Linked DNA regions of Homo sapiens: region 2 is linked to region 1. The links are chromatin loops, found by intact Hi-C in ENCODE. Cell type or tissue: heart left ventricle. All regions are shown on one strand. Each heading gives the region's core, and the rest is flanking DNA. Links, peaks and the distances in the headings are about the cores only. Region 1 overlaps MYH11 (myosin heavy chain 11). Region 2 overlaps MYH11 (myosin heavy chain 11).

Region 1 (15,895 bases), core at 5,561-13,560:
CAGCCACTCCCTATCACTCCAATTACTGCCTGAGCTCTGCTTCCTCTCAGATCAGAGGCGGCATTAGACTCTTATAGAACCACCAACCCTACTGTGAACTGCACATAAGAGGGATCCAGGCTGTGTGCTCCTTATGAGAATCTAATGCCTGATGATCTGTCACTGTCTCCCATCACCCCCAGATGGGACCGTCTAGTTGCAGGAAAACAAGCTCAGGGCTCCCACTGATTCTACATGATGGTGAGTTGTATAATGATTTCATTATATATGACAATGTAATCATAGAAATAAAGTGCACAATAAATGTAATGCGCTCGAATCATCCCGAACCATCTCTCCCCTGCGGTCCATGGAAAAACTGACTTCTATGAAACTGGTCCCTGGTGTCAAAAAGGTTGGGGACTGCTGGTCTAGGAAAGCAAAAGTCCCCACAACACAAAAGTATTCTTCAATGACTACAAGAGCGATCAAACTCCACCGAAACCTCCTTCTCCGACGATTCAGTGGCTTCACCTTGCCAATTATTGGGTATCAATAGCCACCATCATGATATGAACACAAAACAAAGTGGCAGTTCTGGAAAACAAGGTGCAGTGACTGGCAAAGTCAGTGGCCTTGGAAAGGCCAAAAAAAAGATTCAGGGGCCAAGTGTGGTGGTGCACACCTGTAATCCCACCACTTTGGGAGGCCGAGGTGGGAGGATCACCTGAGGCCAGGAGTTCAAGACCAGTCTGACCAACATGGTAAAGCCCCATCTCTACTAAAAATACAAAATTAGCCTGGTGTGATGGTGCATGCCTGTAATCCCAGCACTATGGGAGGCTGAGGCGGGCAGATCACAATGTCAGGAGATCGAGACCATCCTGGGTAACATGGTGAAACCCCATCTCTACTAAAAATACAAAATTAGCCGGGTGTGGTGGCACATGCCTATAATCCCAGTTACTTGGGAGGCTGAGGCAGTAGAATCGCTTGAACCCAGGAGGTGGAGGTTGCAGTGAGCTGAGATCACACCATTGCACTCCAACCTGGGCACCAAGAGGGAAACTCCATCCGGAAAAAAAAAAAAAAAAAGAAAGAAAGAAAGACAAAAGAAAGAAAAAGATTCAGGGCAATTCACAGCTGAATGAACGCTAAGACCACAGGGGCTTTGAGAGACTTAAACACTAAAGAAGTAAAAGAAGCCCTTAGGAAAACTGGTGACCCATCAAATAAATCTGTAAGAATGATCCTTTTTAGCTCGGGCTGCAGAAGTCAAGCATGACATGAAGATGTCGTTTTATGCTCACATGATTTCATCCCTCAGCCCAGAAAAAGTTACAGAAAAAAACCCCACACCCACTCTTAATTCATTTTATACTGAATCTACAAATTAGCACCTACTTGTAATTAAAATAAAATTCTTATTACATGTAAGCTGAAATTAACCTATTTTTATAATTTGCAATGTTGGTTTTCTTTTCTTTTCTTTTGAGACAAGGTCTGGCTCTCTCACCCAGGCTGGAATGCAGTGGCGTGATCTCGGCTCACTGCAACCTCCACTTCCTGGTCTCAAGCGATCCTCCCACCTCAGCCTCCCAAGAAGTGGGACTACAGGTATGTGCTACCACACCAAAGTAATTTTTGTATTTTTTGTAGAGACAGGGTTTCGCCATATTGCCCAGGCTGGTCTCGAACTCATGACCTCGAGCAATCCACCCATCTGGGCTTCCCAAAGTGCCAGGATTACAGGCGTGAGCCACTGTGCCTGGCCTGCAATGTCATTTTTCAAGCTCAGTCAAATATTTTGCCCACTCTCTTTCCCTCCTCCACACACATACTATCTACAGTGAAACTTTGGTCTCTGTTTTAAGTGATCTTTTTCTGGAACGAATTATCTTCAGATAGTAAAAATTTCCTTCATTTCATGCCATTTAGTTCAGTTAGTGTAATGAAAGGTCACGTAACAAAATGTTAATGGTGATGAGTTTTGGATGATAGAATCATAGGTGCCAGCAAGTTCTCTTTTACTTAAATATATGTTTAAGTTTTTCTAGAATGAATATACAATATTAAAGACTTTTTCAAGTTACAAATAAATTTTTTCAGAGCACTGTAGAAATGCTTACCCATCTGTCGCTCCCCCTCCTTCTCCTTTGCTAACAGAATTTTCTTTCTTTTTGGTATTTAGATTAAAATGTGCTTAGTGGGACCTCAGCTCCAGAAAAGAACCAGGAATTGCTGGGTATGGTGGCTTATGCCTGTAATCCCAGCACTTTGGGAGGCCGAGGCGGGTGGATCATGAGGTCAGGAGATCGAGACCATCCTGGCTAACAAGGTGAAACCCCGTCTCTACTAAAAATACAAAAAATTAGCCGGGCGCGGTGGCGGGCGCCTGTAGTCCCAGCTACTCGGGAGGCTGAGGCAGGAGAATGGCGTGAACCCGGGAAGCGGAGCTTGCAGTGAGCCGAGATTGCGCCACTGCAGTCCGCAGTCCGGCCTGGGCGACAGAGCGAGACTCCGTCTCAAAAAAAAAAAAAAGACAGATACCTGACTCCAGGAGCCATCACTTTACAACCTGAGATTACAGCTCCAAGATTGCCTTTGCAAGGCTCCACCTGCTGGTCTTTGGAGGTAATGGCAGGCCCTGCCTAGAAGGGCCAAGATTCTGGTCCTACCTGTGGAGTCTGGCTCACTGTCAGAAAGTTGGGGCACTTATACCTGAGTCCCTCTATCTTGGGGGCGGGGTCGTGGCATCTCTCAGGCACACCTGGATTCCGGCCTCAAGAACTTCCAGAATTGGGCTCCTCTCAACTCCCAACTCAGATCCCTGGGTTCCCACCTGTTGGTGCCCTTTCAGAGGGGGTGTGAGTTTTCGAGTTTCTTGTACTCTTCGCCTGACCTGGTACACTTGTTTGCATTAACTGCCTAGTCCCTCTGTTTGACTTGGGGGTGGCTATTTCAGGGGCTCCAAAGTGTTCTAAATAGAAGGTGAGAAGGCCTGGGTGCAGTGGCTCATGCCTATAATCCCAGAACTTTGGGAGGCCAAAGTGGGAGGATCGCCTGAGGCCAAGAGTTTGAGACCAACCAGTATAGCAAGATCCTGTCACTTCCAAAAACAAAACAAAACAAAACAAAAACAAAACAAAAAAACCCACCTTTTTAAAATTAGCTTGACATGACAGTCCACACCTATAGTCCCAGCTACTTGGGAGGCTGAGGCAGGAGAATTGCTTGAGCCCAGGAGGCGGAGGTTGCAGGGAGCCGAGATGGCACCACTGCACTTCAGCCTGGGCGAGAAAGTGAGACCCTGTCTCAAAAATAATAAAACAATAGTAAAAATAATAACGTATAAACATGAAAGTAATAGGCACAAGTCTTAAGTTTGGAAAAACCAGCATTAACAATCTTCACAAGAAGCTACAAGATAGAGACTATCACCCCTTTTGACAAATGAGGAAACTGAGGCTGAAGAGGAAAAGATATTTACCCACAGTCCCACAGGGGTTGAGGGACAGGTAGGTGTCAACACAGACCACAATGGCTCAGCCCCAGGGCTGTTCCCCACCCTCTTTCCATCCTTTGCAGACAGCTGGCCCGACGGGGACCTTGGGCAGCGAGCCCCGGAGCTGGAGCTGGAGCGGGCCCATGCCCGTATTTGCCCAAGCTCTTGGCTCTCCCTCACCCTCCCAGGCTGCAAACACAGATGTTCCTTTTGCTTTTTCCCTTTTTCAGCCACAGTAACTCCTGGTCCCTCGCAGTGCCTGCCAAACTCCACATTCCTGGCAAGAACTGCAGACAAGCAGGACAGGAGGGGCTCCCTGGAGCTGGCCCCGTGCAGCCCTGAGTTCACTCACCTTGAAGCATGCTCCGGTAGGCCGTGTCTGCGATGGCGTAGATGTGAGGCGGCATCTCGTGCCTCTTCTTGCCCTTGTACATGTCGACGATCTTCTCCGAGTAGATGGGCAGGTGTTTATAGGGGTTGACCACCACGCAGAAGAGGCCAGAGTACGTCTGCAGACAGAGAACCCAGCTTACTTCCAGACCTCCTCCAGGGTAGACAGATTGCACAGAAGCACTCAATATTCTCATGTTAGAGATGGGGAAACTGGAGCTTGGAGTCTTAGTGGAAACCCTGGGCCTCACTGATATTCCAGGTACGTGGGAAGAGGAGAAAGGGCGAGAGTGGGTTTCCAAGCTGCCTATGTTTTATTTTGCAACTGTGGGGGGTTTTGTGTTTGTTTTGAGATGGGGTCTCACTCTGTCACCTAGGCTGGAGTGCGGTGGTGTGAACGTGACTCACTGAAACCTTGACCTTTCTGGACTCAGGTGATCCTCCTACCTCAGCCTCCTGAGTAGCCAGGACTACAGGCGGGCGCCACCAGGCCTGGCTGATGTTTATATTTTCTGTAGAGACATGGGTTTCACTGTGTTGCTCAGGCTGGTCTCAAATTCCTGGGCTCAAGCAATTCTCTCATTTCAGCCTCCCAAAGCACTGGGATTATAGTTGTGAGCCATTGCACCTGGCCAAACTGTGGAGTTTTGAAGAGCTCTGGGTTCAAATCTCAGCTCCACTCCTCCGACCTGCCACTTTACCTCCCCGGACCTCACTGGCTTAAATAACAGCCACCGTTCATTGAGCACTTACTATGTGTTGGGCACCGAACTAAGCACTACGCAGGATCTTTTTTGGATGCTGACAATCATATTAAATGCTCATCATTTAACAGGTGGCACAGAAAATGAACAGTGTGCTTAAGATATTAACTCAGGAACATTTAATAAAGAAAGTGTTTACAGATATGTGTGCAGAATTAAAGAAACCCAACCAGTGACGGGAGCAGTTAAGTCTGAAGAGCAAGAACAGAAGAGAATGTTGTTTACTTTTTTTTTTTTTTGAGACAGGGTCTTGCTCTGTCGCCCAGGCTGCAGTGTAGTGGGGTGATCTTGGCTCACTACAACCTTGAGTTTCTGGGCTTAAGTGATCCTCTCGCCTCAGCCTCCCAAGTAGGTGGTACCACAGGTGTGCACAACCATGCCCAGGTAATTTTTATTTTGTTTTTTGTAGAGACAGGGTTTCACCATATTGCCCAGGCTGGTCTCGAACTCCTGAGCTGAGGTGATGCGCCAGTCTCAGCCTCCCAAAGTGCTGGGATTACAGGTGGGAACCACCGCACTCAGCCAGAGAGGGAATGTCGTTAACTGAACATTGGAGGCATAGAAAGCCACACACCCCTAAAAAGGGGCTGTCCAGAGGGATCCGCAGTCATACAGAAACACAGCTGCCAAAACTGTGGTCCAGGAGGGAGGGAGGAAAAGGTAATAATCCTCCAAGCTCTCTCTCCTCCCACCACCCTCTGATCTCTTTCTGGGACCTCCCAATGTCCATATCTAAGAAGAAACCCCAGTGACTCAGTCTCTAGAAGATGGCAGAGGCATCTCCTCGTGGCATCTTCACAACTACTCAGTAACAGTGATTTCCCCACCGCCTGTTTGACAGGAGGGCAAAGTGAGGCATGGTGAGGTTGTCACCAGGTTACACAGCTGGAGGGAAGTTGGGAACTAGAACTCCTGTTTACCCCACAGCGCCTGCTCCTGATCATTAATACCTTCCCCATCTGCAAAACAGAGACCAACACTGACATGAGCTCTCCAATGTGGATGAAGCTTGAAAATATGCCTAGTGAAAGAAGCCAGGCACGAAAAGTCACGTACTCTATCATCTCATTTATGTGAAGTGTCTAGAGTAGGCAAAGCCATGGAGACAGAAAACAGACTTGTGGTTCCCAGAGGCTGGAAAGAGGTGGGAAATGAGGAGGAACTGCTCATGGGTATAAGGTTTCCTTTTGAGGCTATAAAAATGCTCTGGGGCCAAGTGTAGTGGCTCATGCCTGTAATCCCAGCACTTTGGGAGGCCAAGGTGGGAGGATTGCTTCAGGCTAAGTGTTTGAGACCAGCTCAGGCAACAACAGCCGGACCCCCTCTCTACAAAAAAAAAAAAAAAAAAAAAATAGCTGGCCATGGTGGTGATCACCTGTAGTCCCAGCTACTTGGGAGGCTGAGTCAGGAGGATTGCTTGATCCCAGGAGCTCAAGGTAATAGTGAGCTATGATTGTACCATTGCACTCTAGCCCCTGGGTGACAGAGCAAGACCCTGTCTTGAAATTGATAGCTGTACAACATTGTGAATGCACTTAATGGCACTGTTTTCTTTAAAATGTTTAAAATGGTAAATTTTATGTCATATGCACTTTACCATTTAAAAAATAGCAGTCCTCTCCTACTGGGTGAATAGGAGCATCTGAAAATAATCAGATCAGGGACGGAGGAGTCAAGGCACAAGGCGAGTCCCGCCATGCTGTACGTGGTAAGGCACTATTGTCATGATTTTTCCTTACTGGATACTAGATTTTCCCATGGTTGAGGTCACAGTTCAGGAGACAGGCTCCAACCCGTCTCACAGGAACTGCTTTCCCCAAACGATAAACATCAGTACTGCCCAAGACTCTGATGGCCATAAAGCGTATCCTCTTCCCTGCAAGTGACTTAGGGAGAACCACAGATCCATCTCTCAGTTACAGCTAGGGTGAACCAAGCAACAGAGGGTTAAGTGACTTGACCGAGGTCACCAAAGAAGATCCTGGCAGCACCAAGCCCAGCCTGGCCCGCCCCCAGGTATGAGCATGGTCCATTATGCTATCCAGCCTAGGCCCATCCAACAGAAACAGAAACTACTGATCGTTCGTTCATTCATTCATTCATTCATTCATTCATTCATTCATTCTGTACGTCCCAGATGCCATGCAAAAGGTGCTGGGACTACATTAGAACATTAAAAAAACACAGGATCCCAGCCCTCAAGGGCCTTTTAGTCAAGGGCTGGAGCCAATTAGAGAGTGGGAAAGTCTGGCTGGGTGTGGTGGCTCACAACTGTAATCCCAGCACTTTGGGAGGTCAAGGCAGGAAGATTGCTTGAGCCCAGAAGTCTGAGACCAGCTTGGGCAGCACAGTGAGACCCCCATCTCTATAAGAAATTTAAAAATTAGCTGGGCATGGTGGCATTCACCTGTAGTCCCAGCCACTTGGGAGGCTGAGGTGGGAGGTTTGCTTAAGCCTGGGAGGTTGAGGTTGCAGTAAGCCGTGATTGTGCCATGCACTCCAGCCTGTGTGACACGGTGAGACCTTGTCTCAAAAAAGAAAAAGAAAGAAAAAGAGAGAGTGGGAAGGTCCTTCCAGGGCTCAGTCCACTCAGGGACAATGGTATGTAATGTCTGGGGGTGCTGCAGAGGAATATTCTTTGAAGGTACAGGATTGTTGGGCGCAGTGGTTCACACCTATGATCCCAGTACTTTGGGAGACCAAGGAGGGCAGATTGCTCACACTCAGGAGTTCAAGACCAACCTAGGCAACACAGTGAGACCCTGTTTCTACCAAAAATACAAAAAATTAGCAGGGCATGGTGGCACATGCCTGTAGTCCCAGCTACTCGGCAGGCTGAGGCAGGAGAATCACTTGAACCTGGGAGGTGGAGGGAGGTTGTAGTGAGCCAAGGTGGTGCCATTGCACTCCAGCCTGGGTGACAGAGGGAGAACCCATCTCAAAAAAAAAAAAAAAAAAAAAAAAAAGGAAACAGGATTGATGGAGACGGAGGTTCTCACCATCCCCTAAAAGGAGAATGAATGAGTCAACATATGCCTGTCTAAATAGCCATCAACCATTTACTGAGCACCTACTATATACCACATCTGTGTCAGAGGCTGGAGATAAAGAAATCAATGATAGCTCCTGCCCTTAAAGAACTTAAATCAGAGGGGGAGACAAGTACATTAAAACACGTCGTAAGAACAGAGAATGATAGGAACAAGGAAGGGAAGGCCCTAACCCACATTGGGGGTGGTCAGGGAAACCTCCAGGTGGGGAGGTATTCCCTGCACTGAGTCTTAAAGGACAACAAGGTGTTAACCAGCTCAAGACAAAGCAGGGACATGGGCAGAAAAACAGGACACGGGGTCCGTGGGGGTGAACTATAAGCAGCTTGGTATAAGCGGCTCCATCGGACCGAAATGGAGAAGCAAAGCAAGGGTTAGAGGTAAGCGGGGCCCAGGAGCAACATCCAGCCTGGTGGGGCTGGGAGTGGGGGGCTGCCTGCCTGGACACCCCTCTTCCCCATTCCATCACCCAGGACCCTCCCACCCATCCTGCAAACACCAGCTGCAAGTGCCTTGAGTCCGGGGAACCCCCTTTCTCCTCTTCAGTCCCAGCACAGGCCTTGGTATAGAATAGGTGCTAACTAAATGCTTGCTAAATGCATGCCAGGGGAATAAATTAATGATACAGCTTCCTGGGAGCAGGGACAGCCTGACTTCACCTCCGTGACCTGGGGGCCTTGCACGGCGGCAGTAGGTACTCAGTGGACTACACTGAGCCAGGCCAGGGGCTATTTCCTGTTCAATCAGTGTCCCCTGTCCCCAGGACAAGCCTCCCAAAGAGAAGAGCCCAGTCTGTGGTCACCTGAACAAAGGTCAATCAAGCCCCACCCTCCTTCAGGCCTCGACTCCATCTCCAGCTCCTCTGGGGCCATGTCCACTGCCACGCCCCTTTTGAATGTAGGTATCATTTACAGCCCAACCTGTCCTCACTCAAGCCCTTGACCTGGAGGCAGTAAAGGGCAGTGGCTAAGGGCTCAGAACTGGGTATGGGGTACTTGAATTTGAACCTTCACTTTGCTACTTCTTCGCTGTGTGACCCTGGGCAAGTCCCTTAACCTCTCTGAGTCTCACTTATCCTCATCTACAAAACAGGGAGGCATACGAACAAGCCCTTCATAGATGTGCTGCGAGATAATGCTCGAAAAGCATTTAGCATGGCGGCTGGTATGTAGTAGGTGCTCAATCAATGTTATTTAGTGACTCTTACTATGCTCCCTTCATTTCACGAGAGGGAAGTCTTGCCACCTTAGAGCCTTCAATATGCTGTTCTCTCCACTTGGAACACTTTTCCCCTCATCTTCCCACAGCTGGTTCCCTCTCCTCTTTTAGAGCTCTGCCTAAATGTTACCTCCTGGACTGTGACCCACACACTACTGTATCTCCTGCACCCCGCACAGTGCCAGGGACAGGGTAGACACTCAGTCAGCTGTAATCCCAGCACTTCGGGTGGCCAAGGAGGTCAGATCACTTGAGGTCAGGAGTTCGAGACCAGCCTGGCCAACATGGCAAAACCCCGTCTCTACTAAAAATACAAAAATTAGCCAGGCATGATGGCAGGCGCCTGTAATCCCAGCTAGTCGGGAGGCCGAGGTAGGAGAATCACTTGAACCCAGGAGGTGGAGGTTATAGTGAGCTGAGATCATGGTGCTGCACTCCAGCCTGGGCAACAGAGTGAGACTCTAAAAAAAAAAAAAAAAGAAGGAAGGAAGGAAGGAAAGTAAGAAAGAAAGGAAGAAAGAGAGATGAGAGATAGAGAAAAGAAAAGAATAAAAGGAATTTTTAAAAAGAAGGAAGAGGCCGGGCATGGTGGCTCACACCTTTAATGCCAGCACTTTGGGAAATCGAGGAGGTCAGATCACTTGAGGTCAGGAGTTTGAGAACAGCCTGGCTAACATGGCAAAACCCCGTCTTTACTAAAAATACAAAAATTAGCTGGGTGTGGTGGCGCATGCCTGTAATCCCAGCTACTCAGGAGTCTGAGGCAGGAGAGTCACCTGAACCAAGGAGGCAGAGGTTATGTGAGCCGAGATCATGCCACCACACTCCAGCCTGGGTGACAAAGTGAGACTGTCTCAAAGAAAAAAAAAAAAAGAATAAAATGAATTTTTAAAAAGAAGGAAGGACCACACTGCCTTTTCAACTCCATCACTAGCTTCTGAAAGAGGAATATGACTTCCATCCTCTTTGTTTGGGACATCTCTCCCAGTGCCGTGCACACAACAAGCACTTAATCCATACTTCCAGGTAGATCTGAATCTCTGCTGAGTTCTGTAAAAGCTTTCTAAGCAAGCCAGGGTATGACGATGGAGTGAAGGTAAGACTGGTGCAGGCAGCCGCACATCTCACGGCAGGGTCGTGGGGCTTCAGCATCGGGCTCTTCCTCCCACATTATTCAGCCACTTCTCCTTCACCTCGACCCAGCCCAACCATAGTTGGCTGTGTTTCTGCCTCTCTGGCCCCACGAGCCCCTCTCCAGCTGGTTAAATTCAGAGGTTTCAACATCCCAGCCTCCTGTGTCCCAGCCGGCATCTCATGGGCCCTGTGCCACCAGCAAGTCCCAGCTGCAGGCCCAGGATTTCCCTCTTGTGACCGTATTAGGAAGCAGCTCCAGTTTTTCTCTGACGCTTTATATGGTCAGCCACAGAGCCCTGAGCAGGGGGTGCTCCCGGGGCCTGCAGCAGAAATGAGGAACAGGGAGGGAAGGGAGGGAAGTGGAAGGAACACTGGCTTTCAGACACACAGGGATGGCCGGGCGCAGTGGCTCACACCTGTAATCCCGGCACTTTGGGAGGCCAAGGTGGGTGGATCACCTGAGGTCAAGAGTTCGAGACCAGCCCGGCCAACACAGTGAAACCTCATCTCTACTAAAAATACAAAAATTAGCAAGGTGTGGTGGCGCGTGCCTGTAATCCCAGCTACTCGGGAAGCTGAGGCAGGAGAACTGCTTGAACTCAGGTGGCAGAGGTTGCAGTGAGCTGAGATTGTGCCACTCCACTCCAGCCTGGGTGATACAGCGAGACTTGGTCTCAAAAAAAAAAAGACACACAGGCCTGGGCAGAGTGTTGGCTTTGCCTTATCACCTGCCTGACTTGTGCATACAGACCTACCCCTGAGCTTCCTCAGTAAAGTGATGGATAATCACGGCTTCTTTATGAAGCTGCAGTGCAATATCACGGCTTTCTAAATACCCAACCTAGAGACAGACGTGGTCCACCAAGCACGTGCTTTTGCTGCAGCCTTGCTTTTAAGAGCAAAAAGACTAGAAACAACCTAAATACCTGTCAATAGCAGACAGGCTTAATCATTATGGTTCATCCCTATAGCAGAAGACTGTGCAGTGGCCCTCTCTCTACTACCATGGATGAATGGCCAAAATACACAGTTAGATGCAAAGATTGAGACGCACAACAGCCGGGGCCTGTGCTGCCATTTTGGAGGGGTGCAGGAGGGGCTCTCTATGTGGCTGCATGTGTATAAAACATCACTGGAGGCTGGATGGAGCAGCTCACACCTGTAATTGTAGCACTTTGGGAGGCTGAGGTGGGTGGATCACTTGAGGTCAGGAGTTCAAGACCAGCCTGGCTAACATGGCAAAAACCCATCTTTACAAAAAATACAAAAATTATCTGGGTGTGGTGATGCACACCTGTAATCCCAGCTACTCAGGAGGCTGGGGCGGGATGATCGCTTGAATCCAGAAGGCATAGGTTGCAGGAGCCGAGATCGCACCATTGCACTCCAGCCTGGGTGACAGAGTGAGACTTTATCACAAAAAAAGCAATAGGCTGGGCACAGTGGCTTAAGCCTGTAATCCCAGCACCTTGGCAGGCCGAGGCAGGTGGATCACCTGAGGTCAGGAGATCGAGACCAGCCTGGCCAACATGGCAAAACCCCCTCTCTACTAAAAATACAAAAATCAGCTGGGTGTGGTAGTACACGCCTGTAGTCTCAGCTACTTGGGAGGCTGAGGGAGGAGAATTGCTTGAACCTGGGAGGGGGCTGTTGCAGTGAGCCAAGATCATGCCACTTCACTCCAGTCTGGGTGAGAGAGTGAGACTCCATCTCGAAAAATAATATAAATAAATAAATAACATGACTGGAGGGCTACATATGTAACCAGCAACCACAGTGTCTCTAAGAAGGGGAACTGGAAGGGCGAGAAATAGGAACGAAGGGGGAAGTTCTATATTCCCTTATACACTATTTTATTTCATATTTGCATGTCTTACCTATTCAAAAACATATTTGAAGTCTGACTAGATAGTTATGAACAGACAGAAAAAACTATAAGGTAGGGTTAAGTGGAAAAAAAATCATACTGCAAAACATACAAGGAGTGACTTTTTCTTATGTTTGGGGTGTGTGTGTGTGTGTGTGTGTGTGTGTGTGTGTACATACATGAACCTGTGAATCATGTTTGCCTCCAGGGAAGAGGGCTGCTTTTTGTGATACATACTTATTTTTAAATATTCTCCTGAGGTCTTTGCATAGATTATCCTTGTATTACTGGAGGAGGTTCTTTGAAGCAATAATGACTTGAAAGATCAGAAGGCTGGGTGCAGTGGCTCATGCCTGTAATCCCAGCACGTTGGGAGGCGGAGGTGGGAGGATCATCTGAGTTCAGGAGTTCAAGACCAACCTGGCCAACATGGTGAAACCACTTCTCTACTAAAAATACAAAAATTAGCTGGGCGTGGTGGCATGTGCCTGTAATCCCAGCTACTGGGAGGCTGAGGCACAAGAATCGCTTGAACTCAGGAAATGGAGGTTGCAGTGAGCCAGGATCACACCACTGCTCTCCAGCCTGCGTGACAGAGCGAGACTCCATGTTAAAAAAAAAAAAAGATCAGAAGGGCTAATGCTTGGGGCTTGACAAAGGGCAGCTTCCAGTTACAGTGTCTTTCTACCCTCTAGGGACCAGTGCAGTGGCTGGCACCCAGGAGGCCTCTGTTCACAATCTGCTTGTTCCTTGTGTCCCCGGGTGGACACTGCTTCCAGAGTAGGCTAAGATTGCTGGGCCAGGTCTCTAAGGCGGAAAAATTGTCACCTGCTAAAGTTTGGAAGGAGGGCTTCTCCTGACCCCCTGGGCATTCCAGAAGCAGAACCAGAACTGGAAAAATGTCCTTTGGGGTTCATGGTTCAGGGACTTGGGCTTGGAGTTCCAATGAGCAGGGGGGCCCATCCACCTTGGCTCTGGATCATGATTTTCCCAACCCCAGAGGTTTGGTATAGGGTGGAGGGTCCCACTGTCTACAGAGACAAAGCAGGTAAGGCATGAGTGAAGCAGGGCGTGTGTGAGTGAACAAAAGAGGTGCCACGGTCAATGGTTACCATGGCCTGGGAGACGACAGGGAGTGGTGAGGTCTGCGGAAAAGCAGAGCAAAAAGCCCATCTCACAGGGACTGCTACTCGCACTCTGCATTCTGCAGTGTCAGGTCCTCTGCTTTTTCGAGCAATGCCAGAAACAGATTTCTTTTTTTGATATATTAAGTTAACTCAATTTAAAAACAAAAATCACTCCTCTGTGTTAGCAGGTTGTAATCATTAGTCTAGCACCTAGTTAGGTGCTCAAGGAATCATAATAAAAGGTTCAATTCCTTCTTGCTCTGCACTTAAAGCTTGTCTACCTCAAAGCTAACAAGGCCTCTGGCACTGTCCCCTCCTGCTCCAGCCCACGACCATCACCTCCTGCTCTAAGCCTATTACCCCAAGAGCCCTTTGCTACTAATCATAGGTAGTCACCCTGGCCCTGGACTCACACAGACCTTGTCTGAATCCCAGCTCTGCCCACCTTCCAGTGGTGGGACTAAGCACATCTGAGCTTCAGCAACCTCATCTTTTTTTTTTTTTTTTTTTTTTTTTTTTTTTTTTTTTGAGATGTAGTCTCACTCTGTCACCCAGGCTGGAGTGCAGTGGCACAATATCATGCCTGTAATCCTAACACTTTGGGAGGCCGAAGTGGTGAAGATTGCTTGAGCTCAGGAGTTCGAGATCTGTTTGGGCAATACGGTGTGACCCCACCTCTACCAAAAACACAAAAAAATTAGCTGGGCATCGTGCTACATGCCTGTAGTCCCAGCTACTAAGGAGACTGAGATAGGATCCCTTGAGTTCCAGGAGGCAGAGGTTGCAGTGAGCTGAGATCATGCCACTGTACTCCAGCCTGGGCAACAGAGTAAGACCCCATCTCAAAAGAAAGAAAAAGAAAAAAGAAGAAAGAAAAAAGAAGACAGAAAGACAGAGAAAGAAAGGAAGAAAGAGAGAGGGAGGGAGGGAGGGAGGAAGGAAGGAAGGAAGGAAGGAAGGGAGGAACGAACTAACTAACTCGAGGCAGACGAACTCAGCCAAAAGACAGCATTCAGAAGACCAAGGGACCCTTAGGACCAGGCGTCAAAGCCATGCTCCCCGCCAGGTATGCCACAAACGGTCTTCAGCAGTTTAGGTAGACTGCTGGACATTGCTGAGCCCAGAACCTGCATCTCTAAGATTAGGAGGAAAGCTCCTCTGGCTTCTATAGACTCTTCTAGATCCAAGAGCACAAGAGGTCTGCCAGAACCTTCTCAAGGGCACATCGTTTGAGGCGAGCCTTGCAGAACGGAGGAGAAAGTTTATCTTCATCACAGAGGGCAAAGTCATGCATGCCAGACCACGGACCTGGTATCACCTCACTACCCGCCTATTAACAAGACTCATGCATGCTGCTATTATGGGCTGGGAGAGTAAGTTACTGTGCTCCCCCACCCCAACCCCTTTCCTTCTTTATCTTCTCCGTCATGGACGACGGTTTCTATTAAGCAATTAAACTGACCAGAAAGGAACAAGAGAAGAGCGGGACCATCATCACAAGGCTGAAAGGATTTTAATCTAATCTGTCCAGAGAAGCATAGCAGGAATTTGAAGCTTTGATTCATTTATTTTTAATCTGCTGTCAGAAGATATTTTGGGTCTCAGGACCTTCATATGCCCTTTTTTTTTCTGATTTCTATTTGAGGACAGCAGGTGAGATGAATACACAGGCCTGTCCTGAAACTCCCTAGATGGTGATGATACGTCTTAGATGAAAGACCTGGGCCCCAAAGAGTCCAATTTTCCCTCTAGCTCCCTACAGACGGGCCTCTTTAGAAATATCCAACATACTGGCTGGGCGTGGTGGTTCAGGCCTGTGATCCTAGCACTTTGGGAGGCCGAGGCAAGTGGATCACCTGAGGTCAGGAGTTGGAGACCAGCCTAGCCAACATGGTGAAACCCGTCTCTACTAAAAATACAAAAATCAGCCAGGCATGGTGGCACATCCCTGCAATCCCAGCTACTCGGGAGGCTGAAGCAGGAGAATCACTTCAACCCGGGAGGTGGAGGTTGCAATGAGCCAAGATCGCTCCACTTCACTCCAGCCTGAGCAACAAAAGTGAAATTCCATCTCAAAAAAAAAAAAAAGAAGAAAGAAAGAAAAAGAAAATGTCCACCATACAAACAGCCCCAGATCAATAATTTTTCCATACAAACAGTGCCACAGACAAGAGACTTCCCCTACTTAAGAAAGTAAAGATACATTTTGCAACACTGCACCTCAGCTTCCTTCCCTAAAAGGGGCAAACATTTTTAACTCAGGGGATGCTGTGTTAAATAAAATACAATGTGTCAATGTACAGCACTTGGATTGGAGGACATATTTAATAGTTACGGCCAGGCACAGTGGCTCACACCCGTAATCCCAGCGCCGTGAAAAGTCAAGGCAGGAGATGGCTTGAGGCCAGGAGTTTGAGACCAGCCTGGGCAATATAGTGAGATCCCAGTCTCTACAGAAGTTTTTTTTTTTTTTTTTAATTAGCCAGGTGTGGTGGTGCACACCTGTGGTCCACAGCTACTCAGGAGGCTGAGGTGAGAGGATCGTTTGAATCCAGGACTTGGAAGCTGTACTGAGCTACGATAGAACCACTGCACTCCAGCCTCAAAGACAGAGTAAGCCCCCATCTCAAAAAAAAAAAAAAAAGTTATGAGTTGCTAAGTTGCTCACTCTTACCATTTGGCTCTTTAAAAAGCCACTCTAACTCCTTCTGAAATATCTATAAGAACAGTGGAAAAATGGCCTATCCCCATGACAGATTCTATACTACCCCTTACAAGGGGTATCTTTGGGGCTTCCTGAGATATATTACACAAGTCAACACTGAGCATTTCCAAATGGAAAAAAGAGCAAGTCACTAAAC
Region 2 (15,895 bases), core at 3,291-11,290, 44 kb before region 1:
AGACCTGGTTGTTCCCCCACGTCCAGAAATTTCTAACTTGGCTCCACTTCACCGCTCAGGTTCATGAAAGAGATGCTCTACTTGTTCCTTGCGATACCAGCATTCTTCTGGGTAAACTCTGTTTTCATCAATTTCCTACCTAAGAAGTGGAGCCGATCACAGACCAACTCTCTAAGAGGACGACAGGTCCAGAATTTGGCCTCGGACAATGGCTGAATAAGGATGAAGTGAAGATCATACGATAGACACTACGTAGCCAGCCCTTACTCTGCACCTCGCATGGTGCCTAGAGCTTTATATGAGTTCATTCACTCTATTCTCACATTTCTATGAGGCAGGTACCATTCATTATCATCCCCATTTTGCTGATGAGGCACAGAGAGGTGGAGTAACCAGCCCAAGGTCACTCAGCTAAGGGACAGATCATTTGAGCATCACATGCAGCCTAGGCTGCTTGTTTAGGGTTCAAACCAGGGGTCCGGTCCACACATGTATAACCACTGCACCACAATGCCTGCTGTTAAGGGGAGATTTGTTCTGGAAGAAACCTAAGAGGCTGGAAAGATAGAGGTGGCTCTTGGACTCTCCCAGCCTCTGGGCAGGAGATTGGTAGGGGGCAGGGGTACCCATTTGGCCCAGGCTCAGGGAAAGGATACAGGTCTCAATGTTGGCTCCCACGATGTAACCCGTGACGTCGAAGTTGATGCGGATGAATTTGCCCTGCCAACAGGAAAACACAGTTCAGGCTTTGCTGCCCAACTTCAGCCGTTAACCCCATGCTGTGGGCAAGCAGGAGGCAGATGGTACAGAGGATGGGAGGTGGGGCGGGGAGATTCTTGCGAACACTCAGAACCCCACAGGTCAAGTTGTCAGGCGGAACCAACATCTGCTGAGCTGAAACCACCCCAGGCCTGACAGCAACAGAACGTGTAAAACATGTTCACAGATCAATTTCATTCGGCTTTTGCAATGACCGTAGTCCATCATGGCTATCCCTATTTAAAAAAACTTATTTATTTATTAGAGACAAGGTTTTGCTCTGTCAGCGAGGGCTGGAGTGCAGTGGTGCAATCACAGCTCACTGTAACCTTGAACTCCTGGGCTCAAGCAATCCCCTTTTCCCCATGACCTCACCCTCCCAAGCAGCTAGGACTACAGGCATGCACCACCATATCTGGCTAATTTTTAAATTTTTTTTTGTAGAGATAGGATCTCACTGTGTTGTCCAGGTTGGCCTCAGACTGCTGCACTCAAGCAATCCTCCCACCTCAGCCTCCCAAAGTGCTGGGATTACAGGAGTAAACTACCACACCCAGCCCACTATCCCCATTTTAAAGCTGGGAAAACTAAGGCTAAAAGAGATCAAGTGACTTGTCCAACGTGACGTTGCTCCTGAGAGGTAGGGCCCTAAGCAGAAAGAAGGTTTTTCCATATTCAGGGGCTAGAGGGCTCCCTCCCCAGACCCCACCCTGCTCCAAAACATCCACATCATCCAACTATGGATTAAACCTTTTCTGTGGGACAGGTGAGTATGCATTGGCCACACTGCCCAAGCAGGCCCTGTGTAGGATGTCCTTTAGGCAGGAATGGCTCATGTTCCTGGCCCTAGAGGCTCAACAAGTATCTCCAAAGATGGCCCTATCTACCTGCCTCAGCTAAGCCATGAAACCAAGGATGGAACCCAATCCTCCATCTGTTGGCATGAACCCTTTTCCTGTTTCCTCAACAGGTGAGACAGGATTTCATCCTTTTCCCCCATCATGACATAACATGGTGGGAAGTGTTGGCGTGTGTGGACACAATCCCCTAGGCTTGCTCAGTCCTTGACAAAACCTTCAAACTTTCCCCATTGGGAAACATGCAGTAGAGTGATTTGGGATGACCATATCCCAGATGGAGCCAGGGAGAGCCGGCTGGTCACAGGCAAGGCCCAGGCACCTTCTTCACTCTCCTTCCCAAGATGGCAGGGACGCCAGTGAGTGGAGGATGTTTTTAGGGATTTGTCTTGCACGTGCTTCCATTTATGACAGGCTAGAAACATTGCACAGAATTGGAACATGCAAACGCAGTGCTTCTCAGTGGAGGCGGCACATCTGCTATGGAGATTTTGGAAATCGGTGGAAGCCATTATTTGGCTTGTCACATGTTGGGGGGGGGCCGCTGTTGTTAGTGAACAGTGGGGCCAAGGATATTTTGGGAGTCCTGCAATGACCTGGAGAGTCTCTGATGCCAATCCTTGTCTATATCCCTTATGACTCTTCCAATGTCTCACCTGCCACTCATGGAGGTAAAAATCTGTTTGTAATTAGCCAGGCTTAGAACCTAACCTTTATGACTTTAGATTTTTACGCTTTTTTTTTTTTTTTTTTTTTTTTGAGACAAGAGCCTCACTCTGTCGCCCAGGTTGGAGTGCAGTGGTGTGACTTTGGCTCACTGCAACCTCCATCTCCCCGGGTTCAAGGAATTCTCCCACCTCAGCCTCCCGAGTAGCTGGGAATACAGGCATGTGTCACTGCGCCCAGCTAATTTTTGTATTTTTAGTAGAGACAGGGTTTCACCATGTTAGCCAGGCTGGTCTCAAACTCCTGACCTCAGGTGATCTTCCCAACTCAGCCTCCCAAGGTGCTGGGTTTACAGGTGTGAGCCACTCTGTGCCTGGTCTAGATTTTTATGCTTTTAAATGAAAGCATTAACAAGTGTTTAAAATGTTGTTCTAATACAAGAATATCCCATCTGTGTGACTCTAGAGAAGATTGTTCTTTGGTTCAGCGCTTCACTGAGAGTCAGTTGCCATTCTGGAAAATCCCATGCCAACATCATCAGTGCCTGAACTTGACCCTTTTCCTTGTATTTGTAGCTGTCGCCGTGGATAGACCTAAGTGTCTGTCTCTTACTGTGTCTTCTGTTGGTGTGGCCTGGCCCGAGCATTGATATGCTGAAATGCACTTTATTTATTTATTTTTGTAGAGATGGGGTTTCCCCATGTTGCCCAGGCTGGTCTCAAACTCTTGAGCTCAAGTGATCTGCCCGCCTCAGTCTCCCAAAGTACTGGGACTACGGGCATGAGCCACCTCGCCTGGCCTGAAATGCACACTTTCATTATGAATTGTCTTATGTTATTTCTTCTTCATATTCCAGTTAGGGCATTATGCTGATGTGTATTCATCTAATACGTGTAGGAGGTGATACTATCTATGATTCTAATTTCGGGCGAGGAAAGGAGACATTATGTAATTGTTTGTTACTAAAATGGGCCTTGGGGATCACAGGGTCAGGGACCACCATGTGCATTTGCTCAGCAGAGCAGAGCTTTCTGCAAAGAGTCTTTCACAGGGCCCCATCTCAGCGAGCAACAGTTCAGAGACCCCCTTCTCCTGGAATGCAGAGGCAATTTTTCCTTCATCTTTTCTCACTAAAATATCTTTCTGACCCTCCTACGGAGACAACCGCTTCTTTTGCACAATAAAACCATTGTTGTCTACCTATCATCAACCATCCACTTTCAGAGTTCCCCTGCCCTGTTGGGCTCAGGCAAAAACTTTTTGCTTTGGAGCCTGGGGGAGTGTGCATGGGAAGGTAGTACCCCCTGCCTCACTTACTCTCTGTTATTCAGTTGGAAGAACCAGCTTCATGAAGGCTGGAACCATATCTGAACTATTCATCGCAATCCTGTGAGACTCGCTGAGTGCCTGGTATACAGTAGGCACTTAATAAAAACAGCAAATGAGAAAAAAACAAAGAGAATGGTGGTACATGTAAAAGTGCCTACCAGAGTAATTGTACACAGTAGGTACTTACTAAGTATTTCTTGGAGGAGGTGTGTGCCTGGTACACAGTTGGCACTCAATTCATGTTTTGTTACATAAAATGGTATCGGATATAAGGGTCTAGCCCATACCAGGTGCTCAATACCTAATTTTTTAAATTTTATTTTAATAATAGAGATGGGATCTCGCTTTGTTGCCCAGGCTGGTCTAGAACCCCTGGGCTCAAGTGATCCTCCCACCTCAGCCTCCCAAAGTGCTGGGATTACAGGTGTGAGCCACCGCACCAGGCCAATCAATATTTGTTGAGTGAATAGTGAATAAATTAATGAATGAATGAGAGAGTGAGAGGCAGGAGCCCTTGCAAGATTGTGAGATACAGCCCATCTCTCCAGGGTCAGATGCCCCTCCCACCTCTGCACGCAAACACTCTGCAGCCCCAGGCAGGAGATGACACCAAAGCTTTTCTGGAAAATCCATGTGGCTTTGCTACTTACGAATCGTGAGGAGTTGTCGTTCTTCACTGTTTTGGCGTTGCCGAAAGCCTCCAGAATCGGGTTTGCTTGTAGAAGCTGCTTTTCCAGCTCTCCCTAAAATTCATTCACATCTAGTTATTGGAGAAAGCAACCTAGGTCCTGACAGTTCTACCTTGGATGGATGTTGTCACAAAACTCTGCCCTTAACCCACAGGTTCTCTCCTATCTCCTACCTCCTCTTAGACCCTGATGCTAATGTTCAGATTTACAGGAGGATTTCAGAAGAGAAGCAACTGTCTGAGCTCTCTAATAGCTAGGACATCTGCTCCCTAGGAAGGTCACTTTTTTCAAGACCAGGGCCTGCTCATCTGTGCAACATCACTGCCACTCAAAGCCACTGCCTTGCACAATGTCGGTGATGTCATTTACATCATGATGAATGGTGCCCCCCGGAGTTGTGCAGTGCACCACCTGTCCCACTGTACATGGCAGTCGTGCTGCTGTTCATGTTTAACAAGCAGCCTTCTTCAAGTTAAACCACTACAAGCCTCCTTCTAATTATTTTAGTGCAATTTTTTTTAAGTTGCAATTTTTTCTTTCTCAGGACTGGTTTTCTGAAGTCTTCTACAGCAGACAAGTAAGGAATGCACAAAACCCACCAGGAATCCTCTTAGCGGACTGCGGAATAAAGCTTCAAAGCAGGTTGCCTGAGCTCCATTCATTGGGTTAAAGGAAGCTGAGACTGTACACAGCCCACCGGCCCCCTCTGCCGGGATGCCTTTGCACAAACGCGGTCACGTGATTAATCATGGCAGGAAAGGGCCAATGTGGTAAGTTAAGCTGGGAAAGCAAACGAGCTGCTCTTGGCCTAGCCCTAAAACATGGCGGCTGCAGTTGGGCCCCGAGGCCTCCAGGCCCTGGATTCTGGGAGTTTTTCTCCTTGTCCTCCCCTCCTGCTTTCCCTTCCTTATTTTTCCAGGCATCAGGGCTGGGCTGGACAGGAGCCGGGAAAGTGTCTAGAGGGGACAAGGATGGGCATGGCTTCCTCCTCATTCCTCCGCATGCTAGGAAGGCATCAGGGTACCTGGTCTACAGGACAAAGCAGGAAGCTGCTATTTGTTTCTGTTTTGATTTGTCCACACATCCTCCTTTTTGTAGCTCCCAGAGAAAGATGAAGCAAAAGCCTCATCCGCATACAAATCTCAGCTACAAGTGGAATCACCACAGCTGAGACTGGTGGAAATTTACAAGGAGCACCACGGGCATTTCTTTGTTGGTGGGAAGACGACTAAAGGAATCACTTTTGTTCACATAAACTTGGGGTCTCCATGCTCTCTGAAAAAGGCTCCCTTTCTAGAATGGGGATTCTGGCAGGTAAGGTTGAAAAGTCTTGGCAAGAGAGCTTTAAATCGGGGGACCTGGTTCAAACCCTCAATTTTATAGATGATGAAACCATAGCCCCGAGGAGTTAACTGACTCGGCCAAGGTCACACAAAAGCAGATCCCAAATAAGAACTGTAATTCTCCTTCTGATCTGCAACACAGTCACCCAGGGTCTAACTAAGATGGATTGAATGATCTTTTCGGGAGCCAAGGAAGACACCTGTGGGTTTCTTCTAGGCTGGGACCCACACATCAGCCCCCCAAGCTCTGTGTTAGAGATGAGTTTACATATGCACAGGTCCAAGCAGGACCAGGTTATGCGTTGCGTAGCTGGGGCCTTACCGCGCCACCAAAGCTAGTGCATCGCGACCTCCAAGACTGTTTCTGGAGGCTTGAGTCAAGCAACCAGCATGCAAGAGACAGACACGCACTGCACACGCATGCACAGGGACACACTGGTGCACCAGGGACAGGGCTGAGGGAAGACACTTAGGGATGATGGCAGGGAGAGAAGAGGGAGGCATGCCACAGCTGTGCCATCGACTGTCCATCGAGCCAGGGAAGCTTTGGGGCCTGACAGTCCTAAAACACTCAGCCAGATGGGACAGACATCTCTGTCTAGGTTGTTCCAGTCAAGGGTACCAGGAGCGGATGCTTTGAAGGGTGCAGGGGTTCATTCTGAACCGGAGAAATCCATTTCAGGCTGGAGCGCAACCCTGGGGACTCCAATAGGCGTCCCGTGGGTGGTAAATGCACCCCCACACCCTTCCCTGGCATCAGACACCCACAGGATGGTATTTTGGTGCATTTACTGATTTAAGTTGTGAAACTCTAGGGCCTACCCCATTTCTACCACCAGCTACGGGACTCGGTGGGTGCAAGAGGATCATGCAGATCTAAGTTCACTCCGTGCCTCCCCTACACACCAGGAAAACACTCTCAGTTACTCACGTAGGCAAAAGATGGGCCTTGCTGTGGTTGAACAACACAGTATAAAACAAATGTCAGCGTTATTTCCATCACATGGACATCAGGGGCTGGAGAATATATGACTTTGATCCCCCCAAACAGCCTGGAGTCTCCCAGACAGACTGGTCAGCTCCTTTTCCTTGATACTGTTTCTTTTCTCTCTGTTTAGCTGCAGGAATACGATCACAGCTCACTGCAGTCTCAACCTACTGGGCTCAGGCAATCCTCCTGCCTCAGCCTCCCAAGTAGCTAAGACTACAGGCATGCACACCAGGCCCAGCTAATTCTCTTGATTTTTTTTTTTTTTTTTTTTTGGTACAGACAGGGTCTCACTATGTCACCCAGGCTGGTCCTGAACTCCTGGGCTCAGACCATCCTCCCACCTTGGCCTCCCAAAACACAGATTACAGGCATGAGCCCCCATGCTCAGCCATTCCCTCCTTTTTCTAATTTCTTAGAGATCCAGACATTTCAAAGGTTTTCATAATTACTGGGGCCACATTAGGCTCCTTAAAACAGTATCCAGTGAGACAATGTCTGAGATGTGTTTACGCATGCAGCCAAAACAAGCAGCACATAGTAGGCCCTTGATAACGATGAGTTGTTAGAAAGTATTATCTCCTGTGTTTACTCTTTAGGGAAAGGGAAGGCAGTGGAAACTGTGTTTAAACTGCCACACAGCCTCTGGGGCCATTGTTCCCACTCACTATGGCTGGAAACCAACTTGCCAGAGACAATTCTAGGATGCTGAATCTTGAGTTTCCTGCATTTGTTTGGAGAAGGAAAGTTCTCCAAAGCCACGACCAGCGCCCATCCTAGATCTCCAAGGGCCTCCAGACAAGCCGGCCATGGTGGCTGCCCCAGAGTCCCCTCTGAGGACGCAAAGTGACATCTGGAATGGCGAACACTGGAGACACCCCATGCCGTGGTCAGATCTCCATCCTACCATCTTCCCACCCACAAACCTGCAGACGGAGGCACCGGCCAGTCCTAGCGGCCCTACCACGTGCCCCCTCCTGTGGGATAGATGGGGCAGGGCTGACACACGAGGAGGAAGAGAAGGATGGGCCCTAGAGGTGATGACTCTAGAAACCTGCTCTTCTTTTCCTCCCAAGCTCTTAGTCATACCGTGTCATCATCTGTTTATTTGAGGGATTCTTTGACAACTACATGCTCTTCCACAGGTCTGGAAGCTCAGAGAAGAGAATAACAGCATCTCTCAGACTTATCCCCAGGTCCCCACCCCAAGTGGTTCCTGGCATACAGTAGGTGCTCAATCCACAGTTACTGAATGGCATTGCACTGAAGCCCACGGGCCGAGTGATACCAGCATCTCCATCCCAGGGACAGGGGGACACGTGGAGGAATCCGGGAACCCAAAAGGTACCTTAACCCCTGGGACGTTACAGAGATTCATGAAAGGAGTGCTTCTCAATCAAGGGCAACTGTCCCACCCCAGGGAACATCTGACAATGTCTAGAGATATTTTTGGTTGTCACAACTGGAGGGAAGGGGGCTGTCGGCATCTGGCGGGTCGAGGCCAGGGATGTTGTGAAACATTCTACGAGCCACAGGGAAGCCCCTCCAAGGAAGAGTTATCTGGTCCAAAATGACATCAGTGCCACCACTGAGAAGCCCCGACGTGGAGGAAGATCTCGCTATGGAAGGAAAGGGCTTATTCTCATTTCACAAAACGGGCCCCCTTCTGGAGGGATGCTTCTAGCTGAGCCAAGAAATCACCCACACTCAACAGGCCTGCTCGCCAAAAAGACGGTCCCTCTTTGAGTCTTCAGGGGAGGGGTAGTCAGATGGGGCCTGAGTTCTTGCAATGATGTTCTGTTTGTATCTCGGTTGGGCTGCAAGCTGGAGACCGGTTGGCTAAATCATGGCCTCTGATTGGGAACTGCCACTCACCGTGATACTTGTGTCTTTCTTGCCCTTGTGGGAGGAGGCCACCACGGCCAGGTACTGAATGACCTTCTTGGTGTTTTCGGTTTTCCCGGCTCCAGACTCGCCTCTGAAAGACACGGGAACATCATCTATGCACACGTTCCATGGTGACCTTTCCGCAGTTCCATGAGCCAGGCAGGACAATAATGATCATCACCACCATTTCCCAGAGGGTGAAACAGAGGCTCCCAGAGGGGAAGTAACTTGCCCAAGGCCACATCTCTGGTAGTGAGCGGAACTGGGTCCCCAGCCTAGGTCCAATGCCCAATCTATTCCTTCCAAGAGGACATAGAAAAGAATTCAGATACAAAGAGTGAAAAGGTGGGCCGGATGTGGTGGCTCATGCCTGTGATCCCAGCACTTGGGGAGGCTGAGGTGGGAGGATCATTTGAGCCCAGGAGTGTGAGACCAGCTCAGCAACACAGAGAGACACTGCCTCTAGAAAAAGATTTAAAAATTAGCCAGGCATGGTGGCACATGCCTGTAGTCCCAGCTATTTGGGAAGTTGAGGCAGGAGGATCACTCGAGTCCAGGAGTTCAAGACCAGCCTGAGCAACACAGCACAACCCTGACTCTATAAAAAATAAGAAAAATTAACCAGGCTTGGTGGTGCATGCCTGTAGTCCCAGCTACTCAGGAGGCTGAGGTGGGAGGATGGCTTGAGCCCAGGAGTTTGAGGCCACAGTGAGCCATGATCACACCACTGCACTCCAGCCTGGGTGACAGAGCAAGACCTCATCTCTAAAAAAATAGAGTGAACAAGAAAACCTTAGTTTTCTTACATAGGTCCAAACAGGTTTATTTGGAATTATCTACTTTTTTTTTTTTTTTTTTTTGAGATGGAGTCTCACTCTGTCCCCAGGCTGGAGTACAGTGGCACAATTTCAGCTCACTGCAAGCTCCACCTCCCTGGTTCTCCTGCCTCAGCCTCCCAAGTAGCTGGGACTACAGGCACCCACCAGCACACTCGGCTAATTTTTTGTATTTTTAGTAGAGACGGGGTTTCACCATGTTAGCCAGGATGGTCTCGATCTCCTGACCTCGTGATCCGCCTGCAGACATCATTAGCATTGCTAGAAATGGAAAGACCAGGCACAAGGCAGCCTTCAAGAAAGGATGTAAGTGCCTCTGGAGTACCAGGACCTAAAGTTTAAGAAGCTCCCTTATGGAAAGAAAAATTTACCAAAAAACCGGTTATCCCATTGGTCACTGGGCAGATGCAAGCCCCTTTATCCTCTGAGGAATCCCACCCCATGTATCAGGAAGCTGGCTGATGATCTCAGCCAAGTATCTAAGAATAAACCCAGTTGAAGTAATTCACACTAAAGTGTAAATGACTGATATGTTTAGATCAGCACGACATGGTTTGTCGTATCAAAAAAGTATGTCCTCCTGGAATATGAAGGTAGATCTTTTTTTTTTTTTTTTTTACCAAGATGGCTTTCGTGCACTAGCTGCCTGTTTTGGCCACCAGAAATCATCACAATGGAACCGCTCCATCCAGATACTGCCTCTATGTTCCACCACTCCTAGTGAAAGATAAGGACAGTGCCTTGACCAAAACTTCACTTGTTTATCGTCTTCTTCTATTTTTCAGTTTACTTTTGTTTTTTGTGTTTCCTTTCTTTGCCTTATCTCTTTTATTTTCTGAGCTCACTTAATACTCTAAAATATAAGAGAGTTTTTTTTTTAAGTTGAAAAAAGAATTTGTTCACCCCGAGGTCAGCCCAAGGTTCTCTGTGCTGAACCAGTGCCACCAAAGCTAGTACAGTCTCTGCTCTTCTTCCTAATTAGGAAATAAAGAAATTAATTTTCTCTGCCAAAGGCCCATTAATAACTTGGCTCATGGCTTAAAAAAGAAATAGAAGAAAAGAAAAAAGAAAGAGAAAGAAAAAAAAAGTGCCCCAAATTGCTGTGCCTAATCCTACAGGTCCCACTGTCCAGAAATCAAGTGTCTGATGGCCAAGAATGATGAAACATCTTGCGGTGACTTTGTGTGGTCCCTTCCCTTCCTAGAGGCCTTCCTTCCCAATGGCCACATTATTTCACATGGCCTCAGAGGCAGTTTATGAAATGGGGACCATGAAGGCATTACCCCATTTCCCCAGAAGGGGAAACTAAGACCAGAATATATGTGTGTGTGTGTGTGTGTGTGTGTGTGTGTGTGTGTGTGTGTAAAAGAGGAGAACTGGCCAGGTGCAGCAGAGAACTGGCCACGTTTATAATAGCAGCTACTCAGGAGGCTGAGTTGGGAGGATGCCTTGAGGCCAGGAGTTTGAGAGAAGCCTGGGCAACATAGCAAGATCCCATCTCTTAAGACAGAGAAGAATTGGCGTTTGTCATTGGGGGGATATAGGGGGAAGGGTCCCTTTGCTAAATGCTCTACATGAATTATTTCCTTTATCCTCTTCCTGCTTCCATGTTATTATAGAAGGAAGAGTCTTGCCCAGAGTGGGTAAGCAATTTTCCCTAGGTCACACAGCAAAGAAGGGATACAGTCAGAATGGAAAGTCAGGTCTCTGATTCTAATGCAGTCAGAATTCCTTTTACTACATTTCACCAAGTTGTTCCATGACACAGGCCCAACCCTCTAGGGACTTGCTTTCTAAGGCCAGAAGAAGGGCAGGGGAAGGGGAATTGATATTTGTTGAAGGCCTGCACAGTACTAGGCTTTGGGCTCACAGATCTTTTCATTTACTCTACCCAGCAATCTAATGAGAGAGTTATTAATTATCCCCATCACCCATCCGGGGAAACTGAGGCAAAGAGAGGTTTGAAGTAAATTGCTCCAGCCCACAATTGCTCCTGCTTTCACACAGATAGGAAATGGAGGAGAAGCAGGATTTGAACGTAGGTCCACTTGACACCAGGGCCCATGTTCTGCCTCCTACCCTTTTATTTTAACAAATCAGCAAAGAGAAAAGACAGAGTGAAGTCCCAGCCCCACTCCACTGGAATTCTGCCATATATTCCAGGAGGCTTTACTTGCCCCAATCAATGAACCAAGCCACTCAGTCATTCACACCTAAGTATGAATTACTTCAATCAGGCTAACGTCAGAACCTTGCTTGACTTCATTCTAAAGTGAAGGGGTTGGATTCTGATTAAAGCAAGAGAAAGGAGAGAAATTTTTGGATGTAGGAAACCACTTGCGTAGGTGGTCATGAACCTATTCAGATCCAAGACAAGAATCAGGACAGCAGTGTGCACAAACAACATGTGTGGATCACACTCTTCATGCTGACAAACCAGTGCTCCTAGACTGCTGCTGCTCACTTCTCCTTTCCCACAATAGTTCCTTCCTTTCCACCCTGGCCTTGAACCTCTCTCACCTCCTCCCTTTTACAACAAAGACATCACCGGGTGTGGTGGCTCACGCCTGTCATCCCGGTACTTTGGGAGGCTGAGGCGGGTGGATCACTTGAGGTCAGGAGTTCAAGACCAGCCTGGCCAACATGGTGAAACCCTGTCTCTACTAAAAATACAAAAAGTAGCTGGGCATGGTGGTGGGTGCCTGTAGTCCCAGCTACTTGGGGAGCTGAGGCAGGAGAATCCCTTGAACCCAGGAGGCGGAGATTACAGTGAGCTGAGCTCGTGCCACTGCACTCCAGCCTGGGCAATAGAATGAGACTCCATCTCAAAAAACAAACAAACAAACAAACAAACAGACAGACAAAAAAAAAAACAAAGACATCAATGTGCCCTATCCGTGGCTATGGTCTCCCACTTTGCCTGGGATGGGGAGTGGGACATAAACTCTGGGCATCTACCCCTTCCCATGTTGCTGCTGGGCTCCACTGTTTCCAAGTTCTGTTGAGAAAAATAAATTGCCCTGGGAGGTTCTGCCAAAGAAAACATCCCAAGCTCCAGGCTCGTGGGCGTCTGAAGGTTGATGTGCTTAGAGCTGGTTCTAGAAACATTCATAGCTTGGCTTTTCTGACCCCTGACCTCTAGGGGTGAAGATGCCTTCCTGGTCTGAGCACCCTAAACTCCTTTCTTATTTCTTGGGGAATTTGGTACTGAGCTCCCTCTTCCCGGAGAAGGACCAGACTCATGACCACGTTATGGCCTCCTGGCCTTGTAACTACCCCAGTGCCAAGTCCTTTTAATCAGTCCAGCCCCAGCAGCTGGGAAGAACCACCCAATGGCCACTTAATCCCCCAGCCAGGCTGGCTTCATGAGTGTGACCTGTACCGTCTCACAGGGACCACCCTGTGCTTCATACTCTAATGTTGCCATCTGGAAATTCTTCCTAATTCTTTATAAACGCTCTGCATTTTTTTTCTTTTCTTTTTTTTTTTTTTTTTTTGAGACTGACTCTTGCTCTATTGCCCAGGCTGGAGTGCAGTGTGTGATGGCGGCTCACTGCAACCTCTACCTCCCAGGTTCAAGTGATTCTCCTGCCTCAACCTCCCAAGTAGCTGGAACTACAGGTGCCCGCCACTATGCCTGGGTAATTTTTATATTTTTAGTAGAGATGGGATTTCACCATGTTGGCGAGGCTGGCCTCGAACTCCTGACCTCATGTGATCTGCCCGCCTCAGCCTCCCAAAGTGCTGGGATTCCAGGTGTGAGTCACTGCACTCAGCCAGCATTTTCATTTTGCAAAATTCTACAAATTCTGCAGCTGGTCCTGGCTCCCAGGGTCGAATATTGCCAAGTCCATTGCAGCCTGTGGTTTGCCACTGGTAGGAAAGCCAAATTGTCTCTGATGAACCTCACAGCTATTCAGTCCCTGGTCTTTATGTGACTGGCAAAGCACCCTGGCATTTTGTACTGTACAACTCCTACACGTCCTGCAAAACCCCAGGCAGAAGCAACGCCTCTCTCCCCTATAGCATCAATTGGCAGAATAGCATAATGGGCTCCAGGACCAGGTTGCTCAAGTTCAAATCCCTCCTCTGCCAGTTACCTGGGTGACCTTAGGCAAGTCATTTAGCCTCTCCATACCTCAGTTTCTTTACCCCATTATAAAATGGGTATAATAAAAACACTTACCTTGTATGATTTTTTTTTTTTTTTTTTTGAGACAAGATCTCACTCTGTGGCCCAGGCTGGAGTGCAGTGATGCAATCATAGCTCACTGCAGCTGAGAATTCCTAGGCTCAAGTGATACTCCTGCCCCAATCTCCCAGGTAGCTGGGACTACAGGTGCACACCACCACAGCTGGCTGATTTTTAAATTTTCTGTAGAGACAGGGGTCTCGCTATGTTGCTCAAGCTGGTCTCGAACTCCTGGTCTCAAGTGATCTCTAGCCTCAGCCTCCCAAAGTGCTGGGACTACAGGCATGAGCCACCATGCCTGACCTTTTATATGATTCTTATGAGGATTAAATGAGTGAACATTTATATAAAATGCTTAGAACAATGCCTGGTATGCCAAAATGTTAGTTATTATTACTTTTGTTTTTTGAGACAGAGTTTTGCTTCTTGCTCAGGCCGGAGTGCAGTGGCACAATCTTGACTCACTGCAATCTCGAACTCCTGGGTTCAAGTGACCCTCCCACCTCAGCCTCCTGAGTAGCTGGGATGACAGGCATGTGCCACTACACCTAGCTAATTTTTTGATTTTGTGGGGTCTCGCTAAGTTGCCCAGGATAGTCTTGAACTCCAGGCCTCAGGCAATCCTCCTGCCTCGGCCCCCTAAAGTGTTGGGATTACAGGTGTGAGCCACTGTGCCCACCTATTATTACTTTTATAACCACTGCTTCCACAGAAGTTATATATTGTTTGTATAATGATTTTCAGCATTCATCCTATCATTACAATATAAATAATATTCACATTTTCCCACTGTTTAAGCTAGGAGTTAGCAAACTCTTTTTGTAAAAGGTCAGACAGTAAATATTTTAGACTTTGAGGGTCACGCATTCTTTGTCACATCTGCTCAGCTCTCCACTGCAGCACAAAAGCAAATACGTAAACAAGTGGGTGCGGCTGTGTTTCAATAAAACTTTATCTGGAACAGACAGACAAGGGCCTGATTTGACCCACTGGTTAAACTTTGTCCTTCCTTGGCTTGAGTCCCTTAGCACGTTCTCATCCATTTCATTTATTTATTTTATTGTTATATATATTTTTTGAGATGGGGTCTCACTGTGTCACCCAGGCTGAAGTGCAGTGGTGCAGTCTTGGCTCAGTGCCAACTTTCTGCCTCCCAGGCTCAGTGAACCGAGATCCTCCTGCCTCATCCTCCTAAGTAGCTGGGACTACAGGCACATGCCATCACGCTCAGCTAATTTTTGTTTTTGTAGAGAGGGGGTTTGGCCATGTTGGCCAGGCTGGTCTTGAACTCCTGAGCTCAAGCGATCAGCCTGCCTTGGCCTCCCGAAGTGCTAGGATTACAGGCATGAGCCACCATGCCCAGCCTGTCATCCATTTTAGACGAAAGTTTAAACTCCTCCCCAGGGCCTGGAAGCACCCCCTTACCTCTCTCTAATTTTATGTGAAACCACCCTCCTCCTCTTACTTTAGCCCCCTGATCACACAGCTCTATCTCCAGCCAGGCCCATGGCCTCTAATTAAACTGATTATACTGGATGGATTACATGCTAGACAAAATACAACTCAGGCCTAAAAATTACATTTATTCAGCTTTCAGTTTCCTTCCTTTCTTGTCTTCCTTCCCTTCCTTTCCTTCCTTCCTGTCTCTGGGTCTTGCTCTGTTGCCCAGGCTGAGGTGCAGTGGTGCCATCATAGCTCACTTAGCCTCTAACTCCCAAGCTCAAGTGATCCTCCCTCCCCAACCTCCTGAGTAGCTGGGACTACAGGCATGCACCATCCCACCTAGCTAATTTTTAAATTTTTTGTAGTAATGGGGTCTTACTGTGTTCCTCAGTTTGGTCTCAAACTTCTGGCTTCCAGCCACCCTCCCGCCTCGGCCTCTCAAGGCCCTGAGTTTCCAGGCATAAGCCACCACACCCAGCCAATTTTCAGTTTCTTTTCTTTTCTTTTTTTTTTTTTTTTTTTTTTGAGACAGAGTCTCGCTCTGTCACCCAGGCTGGAGTGCACTGGCGTGATCTCAGCTCACTGCAAGCTCCGCCCCCCAGGTTCACGCCATTCTCCTGCCTCAGCCTCCTGAATAGCTGGGACTACAGGCACCCGCCACCATGCCCGGCTAATTTTTTTGTATTTTTTTTAGTAGAGATGGGGTTTCACCGTGTTAGCCAGGATGGTCTCGAACTCCTGACCTCGTGATCCACCCGCCTCGGCCTCCCAAAGTGCTGGGATTACAGGCGTGAGCCACGGTGCGTGGCCAATTTTCAGTTTCTTTTCTTTTCTTTTTTTTTTTTTTTTGAGACAGAGTCTCGCTCTGTCACCCAGGCTGGAGTGCAGTGGTGCGATCTCTGCTAA

Evidence for each region. Peaks named below come from ENCODE experiments on the same cell type or tissue, not always from the same donor. Only the 100,000 strongest peaks of a DNase experiment are listed, where the experiment ranks them.
Region 2: a loop joins it to region 1, with 3.0 times the contacts of the local background. A loop is called at or near these places in 20 of 110 quality-filtered maps.

Annotation. Positions count from the first base shown.
Region 1 is chr16:15,819,419-15,835,313 of GRCh38, forward strand. MYH11 (myosin heavy chain 11) reads right to left here. Exons shown (of 41, transcript NM_002474.3): 3 at 3,837-3,993. Among named protein-coding and RNA genes, the nearest start is that of MYH11, 30 kb to the right of the region's middle. RefSeq lists a silencer at 15,834-15,895. In heart left ventricle, for the core only: no CTCF peak of the experiment used is centred there; a DNase peak (open chromatin) is centred at 10,219.
Region 2 is chr16:15,778,124-15,794,018 of GRCh38, forward strand. It overlaps MYH11 (myosin heavy chain 11), which reads right to left. Exons shown (of 41, transcript NM_002474.3): 5 at 8,507-8,609; 6 at 4,262-4,354; 7 at 657-720. Among named protein-coding and RNA genes, the nearest start is that of MYH11, 71 kb to the right of the region's middle. In heart left ventricle, for the core only: no CTCF peak of the experiment used is centred there; no DNase peak of the experiment used is centred there.